Linked DNA regions of Homo sapiens: region 1 is linked to region 2. Evidence: chromatin loops called from intact Hi-C (ENCODE). Cell type or tissue: prostate gland. All regions are shown on one strand. Links, peaks and the distances in the headings refer to the core of each region. The heading gives the core; the rest is flanking DNA.

Evidence for each region. Peaks named below come from ENCODE experiments on the same cell type or tissue, not always from the same donor. Only the 100,000 strongest peaks of a DNase experiment are listed, where the experiment ranks them.
Region 1: a loop joins it to region 2, with 2.9 times the contacts of the local background. A loop is called at or near these places in 2 of 110 quality-filtered maps.

What each region holds. Positions count from the first base shown.
Region 1 is chr4:128,652,627-128,655,438 of GRCh38, forward strand. No RefSeq gene overlaps it. Among named protein-coding and RNA genes, the nearest start is that of LINC03140, 83 kb to the left of the region's middle. RefSeq lists an enhancer at 1-435. In prostate gland, for the core only: no CTCF peak of the experiment used is centred there; a DNase peak (open chromatin) is centred at 1,045; H3K27ac peaks cover 878 bases.
Region 2 is chr4:128,588,423-128,591,234 of GRCh38, forward strand. No RefSeq gene overlaps it. Among named protein-coding and RNA genes, the nearest start is that of LINC03140, 19 kb to the left of the region's middle. In prostate gland, for the core only: no CTCF peak of the experiment used is centred there; a DNase peak (open chromatin) is centred at 1,319; H3K27ac peaks cover 2,114 bases.

The DNA of each region.
Region 1 (2,812 bases), core at 78-2,577, 64 kb after region 2:
TTGGTCTCGAGCTCCTGACCTCAGGAGATCCACCCACTTTGGCCTCCCAAAGTGCTTGGATTAGAGGCATGAGCCACCGTGCCCAGCCAAAAATAATTTTTAAAAAATTACTCCCATTAATTTCCTCAGAAATAATGTTCCTCACAATACACCTAAAGAAACCTTGATCTAGCCCAACATCCTTATTCTGGCAGGTGAAGAAATGGAGGCTCAGACCAGTTGATTTTTTCAAGGTCACAGAGAAAGAGCTCTTGTTGCCCAGGCTGGAATGCAGTGGAGCGACCTCGGCTTACCGCAACCCTTGCCTCCCGGGTTCAAGTGATTCTCCTGCCTCAGCTTCCCGAGTAGCTGGAATTACAGGCATGCACCACCATACCCAGCTAGTTTTTTGTATTTTTAGTAGAGATGGGGTTTCACTACTAAACCCCATCAGGGTTGGTCAGGCTGGTCTCAATCTCCTGATCTCGTGATCCACCCGCCTCGGCCTCCCAAAGTGCTGGGATTACAGGCGTGAGCCACCGCGCCTGGCCCCTGAAAATGTTTCTTATAAAGATCATGCGACTTGAAATATTTAACATCATTTTAACCAACAAAAGCCCCATATTTTCTCCCATTTACAGACGTTCTACATATAGGATCTGTTTTGCAAACATGACGCTGTTGTTTATAACCATGGAGACATATGTTGTTTGCGCTTAATATTGTACTGTATGTGAGAAAATGAAATGCCTTCTATATGTGATGCTAATTCAAATTTTATCTTGTTATATGGACTAAATATTACATGGAATTGTGATAGAATCGCCCTGTCTTAAGTACACTGTTTATTCTAAGAGTTGTGATAGGCTAAGGGGGGAAAAACCCCAAGTTTTATTGCTTTACAAGCCAACCACGTTAAGAGCATACATCTGCTTTAAAACTATACAATTTCTTTTCTAGTGCCCAAGTAGATTTGCTCTGGGCTCAAGCAGTTATTAAACCCCGGCGCTGTCTCTGATAGCTGCAGTTTGCATTCCAAGCATGAGCACAGTGCTGGGGCAGGACAGGCTCGGCTCAGTCAACAGATGTCAACTCCCCTTGTAAACGCAGCTGCTCTGTCTCACAACTGGCAAAGAGAACTGAAGGAGTTCCCTTCCCTTTATGGCTTTTATCTCTCTGGCTAATAGGGGATGATGCTTAAAGGAGGTAATTCTTGAGCAATAAATCCAGACTGCAAATAAAACAAGGGAAGAGGGAGGAAAATCACAATGTAAGAAGTTTCCTTTGTTTACTACGCTTAATTGGGATTCCACACATGAATGAAGAAGAGAAGACGGTCTCTCCCAGGGTGACTGGGAAAGGGAAAAAAAGGTGGGTTCCTCTGTCTGTGTGCTTTTTAATGTGCAAATTAGTCAGAGCCTTTTCCAACCCAGGAAAGCTTACAGTTCTGAGTACAGGGTCAGTGTCTTAGTAGTGCTCAGTAAATATTAATTGAAGGGGATGATGGCTTTAAGGGGTGAGCTTCATTCCATTCTCTCAGGACAGCCCTCCAGCCAAGTACCTAAAGGTCACTCTGCCTCTTGCCTCAAGCATTATCTCAATGACCCCTTTAGTTAATGAGAAAGCTCTCAGTTCTCTTGTTTGCCTTCCAACTCATCTTCAGTTCTTGCCAATTTATTCCGCCTTCTGCACTTAGAGGCCGCTGAGAACAAAGCAGGGATGAATGGCAACAACAGCTGCTGCAGCCCCACTTCTTGGGCACAGTCCTTCACCATGGAGCTCTCCAAACTACCCTCCTTGAGCTGGCATTGAAGAGGAGGGGCTTGAAGGAATAGGCTGGAGAACTGGGTAGGGGCTGCAGCAAGGAACATAGATTGTGTTTTTGTTTCCAGCAACTCACTCCCCATTCTGACAGATTACACAGACTTGTGTGACTGGTGAAGGGTATCCAGGTTCTTGGCATTTTGAACAAAGAATTGGACAAAAATGCACAAACAAAGCAACAAAAGAGAAGCACAGATTTATTGAAATGAAAGTACACTCCACAGAGTGGGAGCAGGCTCGAGCAAGCAGCTCAAGAGCTCTGGTTACAGAATTTTCTGGGATTTAAATACCCTCTAGAGGTTTTTCATTGGTTATTTGGTGTACATCCTGTGTAAATGAAGTAGTGGCCCACGATCAGCCCAATTGGTTAAGGAAAACAATCAATCAGAGGCTGAAGTTAAGTTACAAAGTTGCAACCTATGCAAACGTCTGATTGGTTGTGGAAAGTGACCAATCAGAGGCTGAAATGAAGTTATAGAGTTATACTCCTATGCAAACGAAGACTTGGCCCAAGATCAGTCTGATTGGTTGTGAGGGGGGACCAATCAGAGGTACTTTCAATTTTTCATCTACCATGTGGAAAAGCGGGGAAGGGGGTTGCAAAGGCAGTAGCCTCTCATCCTTTTGTTACTTGGGTGTGGAAAGTCAGGCTTTTCCTTTTGATTTAGTTCTAGGAAGTCAGGGTAAATCAGCCTTAGGTTCCCTGCCTCCAGACCCTATTCTCCTTCTCTTGGAGTACCTCCTATGGGAGAGTCTACAATTTCTGCACCTTTGATGTCAGGCTTGGGCACGTGAGTGACTAGGCCTTGTGGGTGACCTTGACTATGCCTCATCTGTGCCAAATCTTTAAGAGTGATTGTATTCCACCAGCTCTCTTGCTGTTTTCTCTCTGTCATAGGAATGGCATACCCCAAAATGGACTGCTCTTTCAGCCTGGATCTGGAATGAAGAAGACATAAAGCCAGTTTTGATGCACCTGTCTTCTTTATTCCAGATCCAGGATAAGTAT
Region 2 (2,812 bases), core at 213-2,712:
GTCCATCACCTCAAAGTTACCATATTTGTGTGTGTGTGGATGAGAATACTTAGGATCTACTCTCTCAGCAAATTTCAAGTATACAATGCAGAATTATTAACTGCAGTCACCATGCTGTACATTAGATCTGCAGACCGTTTTCATCCTACATAGATGAGATGTTTTACCTCTTGACTAACAACTCCCCATTTCTCCCAGCCCCTGACAAACACTGTTCTATGCTCTGCCTCTATAAGTTCAGCTTGTTTAGATTGCACCTGTGACAGCAGGCAGTATTGGAAGTTCTTTATGACAAGTGACAATGAGAGTTAGAAAAAGTGTCTGGTGTTACCAGGCTGGTGCCGTCCTTTGGCCCTGGTTCCTGTTCACCAGCTGAAATAAAAACTGGGACTGCTTATGTTTTTTCCCCAGGCAGTTTGCAGTAGCTCTTGAGAGTTACACCTAATGGCCTGTATGGCTCTGGCTTCAGGCCCCTAGTTAACCTGGTCCCCAGAGGTGCTGTGCCCACCCTGGGGGCGCCTGCCTCTCCTCTGGCCCTCCTCCTATCTCTGGCCATTCTCTGCTCTCTCTAAATCCCATGCCTAGAACAACCTGCTCCCCGCTCCTTCTACCATGGCCTTCCTGCCTACCCAGGTTCCAGAATTTTCTCATGATGCTCTTAGTCCTCATCTGTTTCTCTCTTTCTTTAACTTCCTTTACCTCAAGATTAGCAGCTTGTCATATAACCCCTCCTTTCCCTGTCACTCCCTAACCTGTTACCCCTTCTGTGTTTTTCTTTGTAACACTTAGCATGCCTTGACGTACTATCCATGTGTATATGTGTGTATATACACATACTCTTGGGCTTTTCTATTTATTGTTCTTTTGCCCACTAGAATGTCAGCTCCACAAGGGCAGGGACTTTTGTTCACTGCTATATCCCAGCACCTAGAATAGTAACCTGGCAAATGATGATGCCCAGTAGGTATTTGTGAAATGAATCTGTGCTGTGCTGCTCTCTAAGGTGTGTCTTGTTTGGTGTTTCATCTTTGGAGACTCTGTAACAATGGGTTTGTGTTGTTTGGATAACACAAAAGTCAATCCACCTACGTCTTAACTGTGCCCCTCAGCTAATTGTTGACTTGAAAGCAGAGGTCAGTTCTTACTCATCTTTGCATCCTAGCAGCTCCTCATACATACAGTTCCTTCTTATATTAGACCCTATAATGAGTTTGCTGAATCTCCTGGGTGTTTGAAATCTCTCCAACTGGCCTTCATGTAGGCTACAAACAGAGGATTGCCTTGTAATTCTTGTGTGTATTTAAAGGCACCATGCAAACAGAGAGTTGCTCAGAAAAGCATCCTGACTTGCTGGAATGATGTAAATACACAAACCAAGGCATTACACACCATGCAAGGCTCAGTGCATGGCAATAGATTCAGATACACAGAAGACCGTCAGAGAAGGTGACTGGTTCCTCTTCCTCTGCAGCATGAGGCCTGAGATGTCGTGAAGACCAGACACCTCAGCAGGTTTGAACTCAGCCACCGGAGTGCACAGCCATTTCAGATTCGTTTCTCTCACGTCTCCAACAACAAAATACTAACAACCACCAACTGCTGTTGAGCACACACTATGGTGCCAGGAACTGATTTAGTGCTTTGCATACATTTTCTCAATTAATCCTAACTGGAGGCACGGACTATTATTATCTCCGCTTTTCAAAAGTGGAAACACCGGCACAGAGAGATTAAGCAACTTGCCCAAGGTCACACAGTGAGTAATTGGTAGGGCTTGGGTTCATACCCTGGCCAACTGCTCTAGAGCCTGAACTCTTAATCTCTTTGCTCTGCTGCTGCCGTGTTATGTGGTTAACACTTCCAGTGACAAAGCCTGTAGTAGCTAGGTTGGCATCTGTTTAATGTCTAACCCATAATGGTGATTGTATAATATGACTAAAAATTTTTTAAAAATCGAGCCTGTAATTGAGGGCCTCTTTAGCTACAGTGTGCAGAAAACACAGGCTGCAGGGCTCTACCTGAGTCCCATGCTCTCATGATCCAAATTTCCAAAACAAGGCTAGGCCTATCGATGTTTGAAATCTGCTTCTCAGTTCTGCGTTTGTGATTTTACAATGACTTCCGCATTCATTAGCATCCCATTAATGGGCCAGTGTATGGGAACAGTTGTACTATGAAGGGAGGGGATTTTTTTTTCTTTTCTTTTCCGTTAAAACCACAGGTCTACAGAATGAAAATGCTAAATCTAATGAGTGTAACCTGGAAAGTAATTTCATGGGCTGTAGTACTTTCATGGCAATAATTCTTGGATGTCAAAAGGATAAGGACACAGTTTTCTGCTTCTAATTTTATTCTTAAAAAATGATGGTATTGAGCTATCCATGGAGTGCTCCTGTAGATTAATTCCAGTTTTTCTTTTATAGAGGAGATTTAAGGGAAGTCTTAATCTGCTTTATATTTAACTCTTATCTCCACACTGTGAATTAAAAATAGAATGCTGGACTGTAGCCTCACCTCCTGGACTCTCTGAGGGCTCAGGTTACTCCAGCATAAGGCTGGGCTGCGAGCTGCTCCAGGTCTCTGGCTTGGTGCCCCTCCCGGACTTTCCAAACAGCTGCCTCTTTCTAAATTTTTATCCAAGAGCCACACATTAACCTGTCTAAAGTGAGCAGTCCTTATTCTGTGATTCTTAAATAACATTTAGCATTTTCCTCAGGTAATTTTCATTTTTCGTGAAACTCAGTGAGTTCTGAATCCTTCCAGAAGCTAGTTTCAAAAACTGAGTCCTGTAGTCGAGTTCTCCTAAGTCCAT